Regions from separate parts of the Homo sapiens genome. Here region 1 is linked to region 2. Evidence: chromatin contacts called from ENCODE Hi-C or POLR2A ChIA-PET data. All regions are on one chromosome and are shown on one strand. Each heading gives the region's core, a stretch centred on a gene start or an enhancer-like site at or near the end of the contact. The rest is flanking DNA. Distances are from core to core; before and after follow the strand shown. Region 1 holds the start of PDE9A-AS1 (PDE9A antisense RNA 1). Region 2 has its middle 33 kb from the start of LINC01668.

Region 1 (2,700 bases), core at 178-2,677, 71 kb after region 2:
GAAACTGCCTTGGCCAAATTATGACTGAGACAGTGAAAGAGATCTAACTTAGCGGGCTCCATCTTGCTTCGAACCTCCAAGCTGTCTGTGTTCATTCCTTGGCTGAACTAACTTTGGGAGAAACTTCATTTGTAGTTTATAGTTTAGACAAAGACTGTAACAGCCCTTTCCCAAAGCAGACCTGCTTCTTGCCTGGGGACGAGACTAACAGCCACAGGATTAGAAATTACAGTTTAAGAGTCACGCAGCTGGAGACTACGAGATTCTGACCCTCCCTAAATTGCTCCTAAGATCAGCGCTTGAGATATTTTGGAGACCCTGCAGTTGATGGATCAGCTGGCACCACCCAGATAGATAAACTGGCTCGTCTGGTCTTCTGGCCCCAGTCAGGAACTGACTCAGTGCAAGAAGACAGCTGCAGCCAGGCACAGTGGCTCACGCCTGTAATCCCAGCACTTTGGGAGGCTGAGGTGGGCAGATCACGAGGTCAGGAGTTCAAGACCAGCCTGGCCAATATAGTGAAACCCTGTCTCTACTAAAAATACAAAAATTAGCCGGGCATGGTGTGCCAGTGCCTGTAGTCCCAGCTACTCGGGAGGCTGAGGCAGGAGAATAGCTTGAACCCGGGAGGCGGAGGTTGCAGTGAGCCGAGATCACGCCACTGTACTCTGGCCTGGGGGACAGAGTGAGACTCTGTCTCAAAAAAAAAAAAAAAAAAAAAAAAAAGCAGACAGCTTCAACTCCCTATGATTTCCTCCCTGACCAATCAATCAGCATTCCTGGCTCACTGGCTTCCCACCACCCACTAAGTTATCCTTAAAAACTCTGCGCCCCGAATGCTCGGGGAGACTGATTTGAGGAATAATAAAACTCTGGTCTCCCGCACAGCCGGCACTGGGTGAATGGCTCTTTCTCCATTGCAGTTCCCCTGTCTTGATGAATGAGCTCTGTTTAGGTAGCAGGCAGGGTGAACCCCTTGGGCAGTTACAGAGTCCCACTGCAAAGGTGTACCTCAACAGTTAGGATACTATTTTTCAACCAAAAACAAACTGGAGCTTATGCCTCCGAGCGAGCGTTAAACTTCAAGATATTTACCCTTGGCTGACTGCACGTTTACCCCAGAAAAGCTGCCATGAAGCAAGCAGCTTTGCACGGCTTTTCAATTAGAGTTGGTTCATAAACCAATTGAAATAAAAAAGATTAGCTTTGTTACTTTGTAATCACACCTTAGTTTTTATGCAAAAGGATACTCCCACGATACCACTCTATTCCCCTTTTCATGAAGTTTGGCTCTGAATAACTGCTAAAAATAAAAAGCAAATGTTTTCTAAAGGAAAAACCAAGCAACTCAGAGCCTTTGGCTAGTTTGTAACAACTCCTTCCCACCCCAAAGGAAGTACTGCAGCTCCGGAAAGAAACTCTCCCAGTACAGTGGCCCAGGGCAGACTAGCTGGAATCAGCCTCCCGGGTGGGTTTCGAGGCGTTTCCAGGGTCAGGGGTCAAGTAGGGGCATGTTCCCGGGACACTGCTTCTTTCTGCCAGAAGGACGAAGAATCTGGAGAGTGCAATATTTGGATCTGGTCCTGCTGATGTGTTTCTGTGCTACAGAAACCTTCTCCACCCCTCTTCTACCCAACAGCTAGAGGACATGGGGTCCGGAAGTGCATGTGGCTGGAGCCAGTGTGGTCGCTGTCGTGATGGCCGAGTCCAGATGAGCTGCCGCTGGGGAAACACAGGGTACCTGAGGTCTGAGGTCGGGACGTCTTTGTCCAACCACTAAGAGTCCACATTCTCCTTTGGAGCCGGGTCTCCGTTTTCTCCAGCATCATGGGCCCCTCAAGGAAGCTGATGCATGCCACAGGCTGTCTTCTCAGAAAAGGTACCCAAGAACACATTTTGGGTTTGCATGTGGATTGGGAAGCCCAACGTGGCCTCCAGCGGTGCTCCTTGGCTTTGTCTAGACTGCAGGATCCCACCCATGCCCTGTGGATTTGCCACGTGGACACTGACGTGAGCAAATGGACAATTCAACATCAGTGGCAGAAAGGAGCTCAGTCTGGTTCACACGTGGAAGGCAGCACATTCTGAAAGTGAGTAGATCTGGGGAAGGGTTGGGCATGCGGTGTAGACTGCAAACAGGGCAGCTGGGCCCTCTGTCCAAGGTCCATGGACCATTGACTATGTCTTAAATGTCATTTTTCTGAATATAAAATATCCTATTATCATTGTAGGAAGTGTAGGAAATAGCACTTCAAAGAATAATATTTAAAAACTTGTCTAGGATCCTATGGGCCCAGAAAACAACTCAGTTAATATTATTTGTATTAATGTGTGTCCTTCCAGGCTTTCTGCCCACTCCCAGCCTTCTAAATATTCATCCTGTTTATCTATCTATCTATCTATCTATCTATCTATCTATCTATCTATCCTGTTTATCTATCTATCTATCTATCTATCTATCTATCTATCTATCTATCTACTACCTACCTACCTACTGTGTATCTATCCATCCATCCATTTATATACTATCTATCCATCCATTCATCTATGTATCCATTCATCCATCCATCCATCCATCCATCCATCCATCCATCCATCCACCCATCCATCTATGCATTCATCATATTTATGTATCTACCTATGTTCTATTTATCCATCCTATTTTTCTATCCGTTCTATCTCTCTATCCACCCATTCTAT
Region 2 (2,700 bases), core at 156-2,655:
GTATTTGTATAAATACGTTATTGGTATGTATTCCAAAATTTTGGGAAACTCCTATAATTCTGATATAACTTAGTGTACATTATCAGAAATAATCATAATTGTTATGTTAAAATTATTGTGTGCCATAGAGGTAACAAGTTTCCTTGTCAATTGTGTCTTTGACTATGGCTGTCCTAAAATTTTTTGTCATTCATGAACAATTGTCTTATTTTGGTCCTATTAAAATGATGGTTTTATAATCAGCTATAAAACTCTAACAGGTGCTCTTCAATGCAGGTTTCTGATAACTTTGGAGATTGTGACATCAGAATAGAGGAAAAGCTTTCAGGACTCATAGAGAGCTAAAATGTTCATGAGTATCAAGCAGAACAGGAATTACCTGTATGGACTGAACTAATCTTTTTGACTTTTTGCTTAAAATGTTTGCTGATCCTTTGTTTTGTTTTTCAGAGTCTTAAGACTTTTCTTTTAAACTATTGACAGCTTTTAACAATTTAGTATACTTTTAACAATTTGGTATACTCATTACAGAAAATAATGTTTTTAAATTGTTTTCCTTCTTTTTTTCAATTTTTTTTCTAATTTGGAATCACTGAAAACTAAGCTGTTTTTTCTTAAAGCCCTGTGAACTGAAACCAGATAACTTAAACTTCAGAAGAAAGTAACAGCAACATATTTACATACATAAGCCACTTTCATACCTGCCTACTGATGTATAGACTTCAGAGTAATGTGGCCTATATGAATTTTTCAGGATTGTTCTTTTGTTTGTTGTTGTTTTTCTCCCTTCCTCCCCCTATTTTCTCTTCACAGGACATGAGACTTCATAACATGCTGAAAAGGAGCTTTTGGGACCTGCCCATCTAGGAATAAACTGTCCTAGCCATAAGAAATCACATAAAACCTAAGATCAGAGATCCATTTTCTTCTAAACTGCTTTCTCCAAAAGATTTTAAAGACGAAAAGGGGGGAAATGTGAAAGGAAAATATCTTGGGCCCCTAAAATCCCTAAAAACTAGAAGGAAAATTCAAGCTGGAAACTGCTCAGTGCAAACCTACCTTTCATTGTATTCAAAGTCACCCCTCTGCTCACTGAGATAGATGCATATCTGATTGTCTCCTTTGGAAAGGCTTATCAGAAACTCAAAATAATGCAACCATTTGTCTCTCACCTACCTGTGACATGGAAGTCTTTTAAATGCTTGCTCCCGGTGCCATAAAGAAATAGCACTTGGACATAATTTAATTTATTTAGTAAGGCCATTTTTACTTCCTGTAGAAAAGGTACACTCACCAGCAGTTTTGCCATGAGAGTACACCGAACAAAGGAGACAGGGTCATTTATAACCTGACGCATCCACCCTACTGTTGTGTCTGGTTTCCATTGGCTGGAACAGGACCTCACATTCTGTATTTGTCCCGACTGGCTAGCACCTTAGAACTTTTTTAAAGAGGCAAAGGCAGAGGAGAACAAAGGAAGGAGGAAGTAACTTGTGGAATGCTGAGAAAGGTAAAAAAAACTTTTAAATAAGGAAGAGGAACAGGCTATGACCTAATGCTTGCTTGGACCAGTATAAGCATGCCAGGGCAAATATTTAGGAGCATAGGTCTTTGAATAAATTTTGCTTCTAAGAGAAGTTACTATTTATTCCTAGTTACATGGGGAGGAAAGTCTTTGAAGAGGAACCTCTACTTTTACTTTTTACAGAAGCCTTTGCCTTTCTGGATGGAACCAGTGTACTTCTTACACATATTGATTAATGTCTTACGTCTCCCTAAAATGTATAAAACCAAGCTGTGCCCTGACCACCTTGGGCACATGTCATCAGGACTTCCTGAGGCTGTGTCACAGGCGTGTGCCCTTAACTTTGGCAAATAAATTTCCTAAAATGAGATTTGTCTCGTCATTTTTCTCTATTGACGACTATACACCTGAATGTAGGGTCAGCTGAGAGAAAGGACAAGCCAGAGAGACCCAAGTTCAGTCAAGCCTTGATTAACCTGCCGGCTGCTCCATTACAGACAGAGGAGGCAGCCCTGAGCTTGCAAAATGAGGGGTTTATATGGGGGATAGAGACCCTGGGGTCGTTTGTTGGTTAACTTTGCCATATATCACCTTATGACGTTTATGGTAGCAGCTAGATGAAGGAACTTACAGGAGGGTGTAGGTAAAGTTTGTTTATGCTTCCCAGGACCTCCCACTGTGGGGTACGGATGGTTTGTAATTGGGGTTTGTTTATCGTAGCAAGGCCTGATAGGTAAAGTCTGCTGGCTTCACCACGGTGCCTAGATAAGGGCTTAAAAATGTAAAAAGCTTTCAGGGAGGGGTGGGCAGCACGGAGGGGTCTGGGGGGAATGTTGGCAGTACCAAGAGGCTTTTTGGGGTAGTTTGTCCCTAAAACTAAAAATAGTTAAAATCATAAAATTTATGTTATACAGTATATATTTTACCACACATAGACACATTTTTATGCAAGACCAAACACCTGACCCATGGATGACCATACCAAGAGGGAGTGTGGTCAGTACAGAGGCAGTCCTGGAGGTGGGCATCATCTGATCTAGAATAAAACAATGGCCAGGTGCGGTGGCTCACACCTGTAGTCCCAGCACTTTGGAAAGCTGAGGAGGGTGGATCGCTTGAGCCCAGGAGTTCAAGACCAGCCTGGGCAACACAGTGAGACCCCATCTCTACAAAAA

The links. A loop is a pair of places that touch in the nucleus more often than their neighbours do. ChIA-PET counts read pairs that join two places held with the same protein, here RNA polymerase II (POLR2A). Pooled maps may share reads with other maps.
Region 1: a map of B cell shows a loop between it and region 2 (2.8-fold over the local background). The contact joins the promoter of PDE9A-AS1 here to the enhancer-like site in region 2. A Hi-C loop is called at or near these places in 13 of 168 maps with a recorded cell type or tissue (A673, B cell, CD4-positive, alpha-beta memory T cell and 9 more), 1 of 37 single-sample maps with no recorded cell type and 14 of 50 pooled maps. POLR2A ChIA-PET finds 5 or more read pairs at or near these places in 3 of 52 experiments (Caco-2, HepG2 and activated T-cell).

The regions. Positions count from the first base shown.
Region 1 is chr21:42,740,484-42,743,183 of GRCh38, reverse strand. It overlaps PDE9A-AS1 (PDE9A antisense RNA 1), which reads left to right and starts at 1,427. Exons shown (of 2, transcript NR_183525.1): 1 at 1,427-2,090. The region is part of intron 7 of PDE9A (phosphodiesterase 9A); the gene reads right to left.
Region 2 is chr21:42,811,441-42,814,140 of GRCh38, reverse strand. No RefSeq gene overlaps it. Among named protein-coding and RNA genes, the nearest start is that of LINC01668, 33 kb to the right of the region's middle. Within about 2 kb of position 1,405, at least 3 of the 41 ENCODE cell types and tissues checked have a DNase peak (open chromatin) inside an H3K27ac peak, as active enhancers do.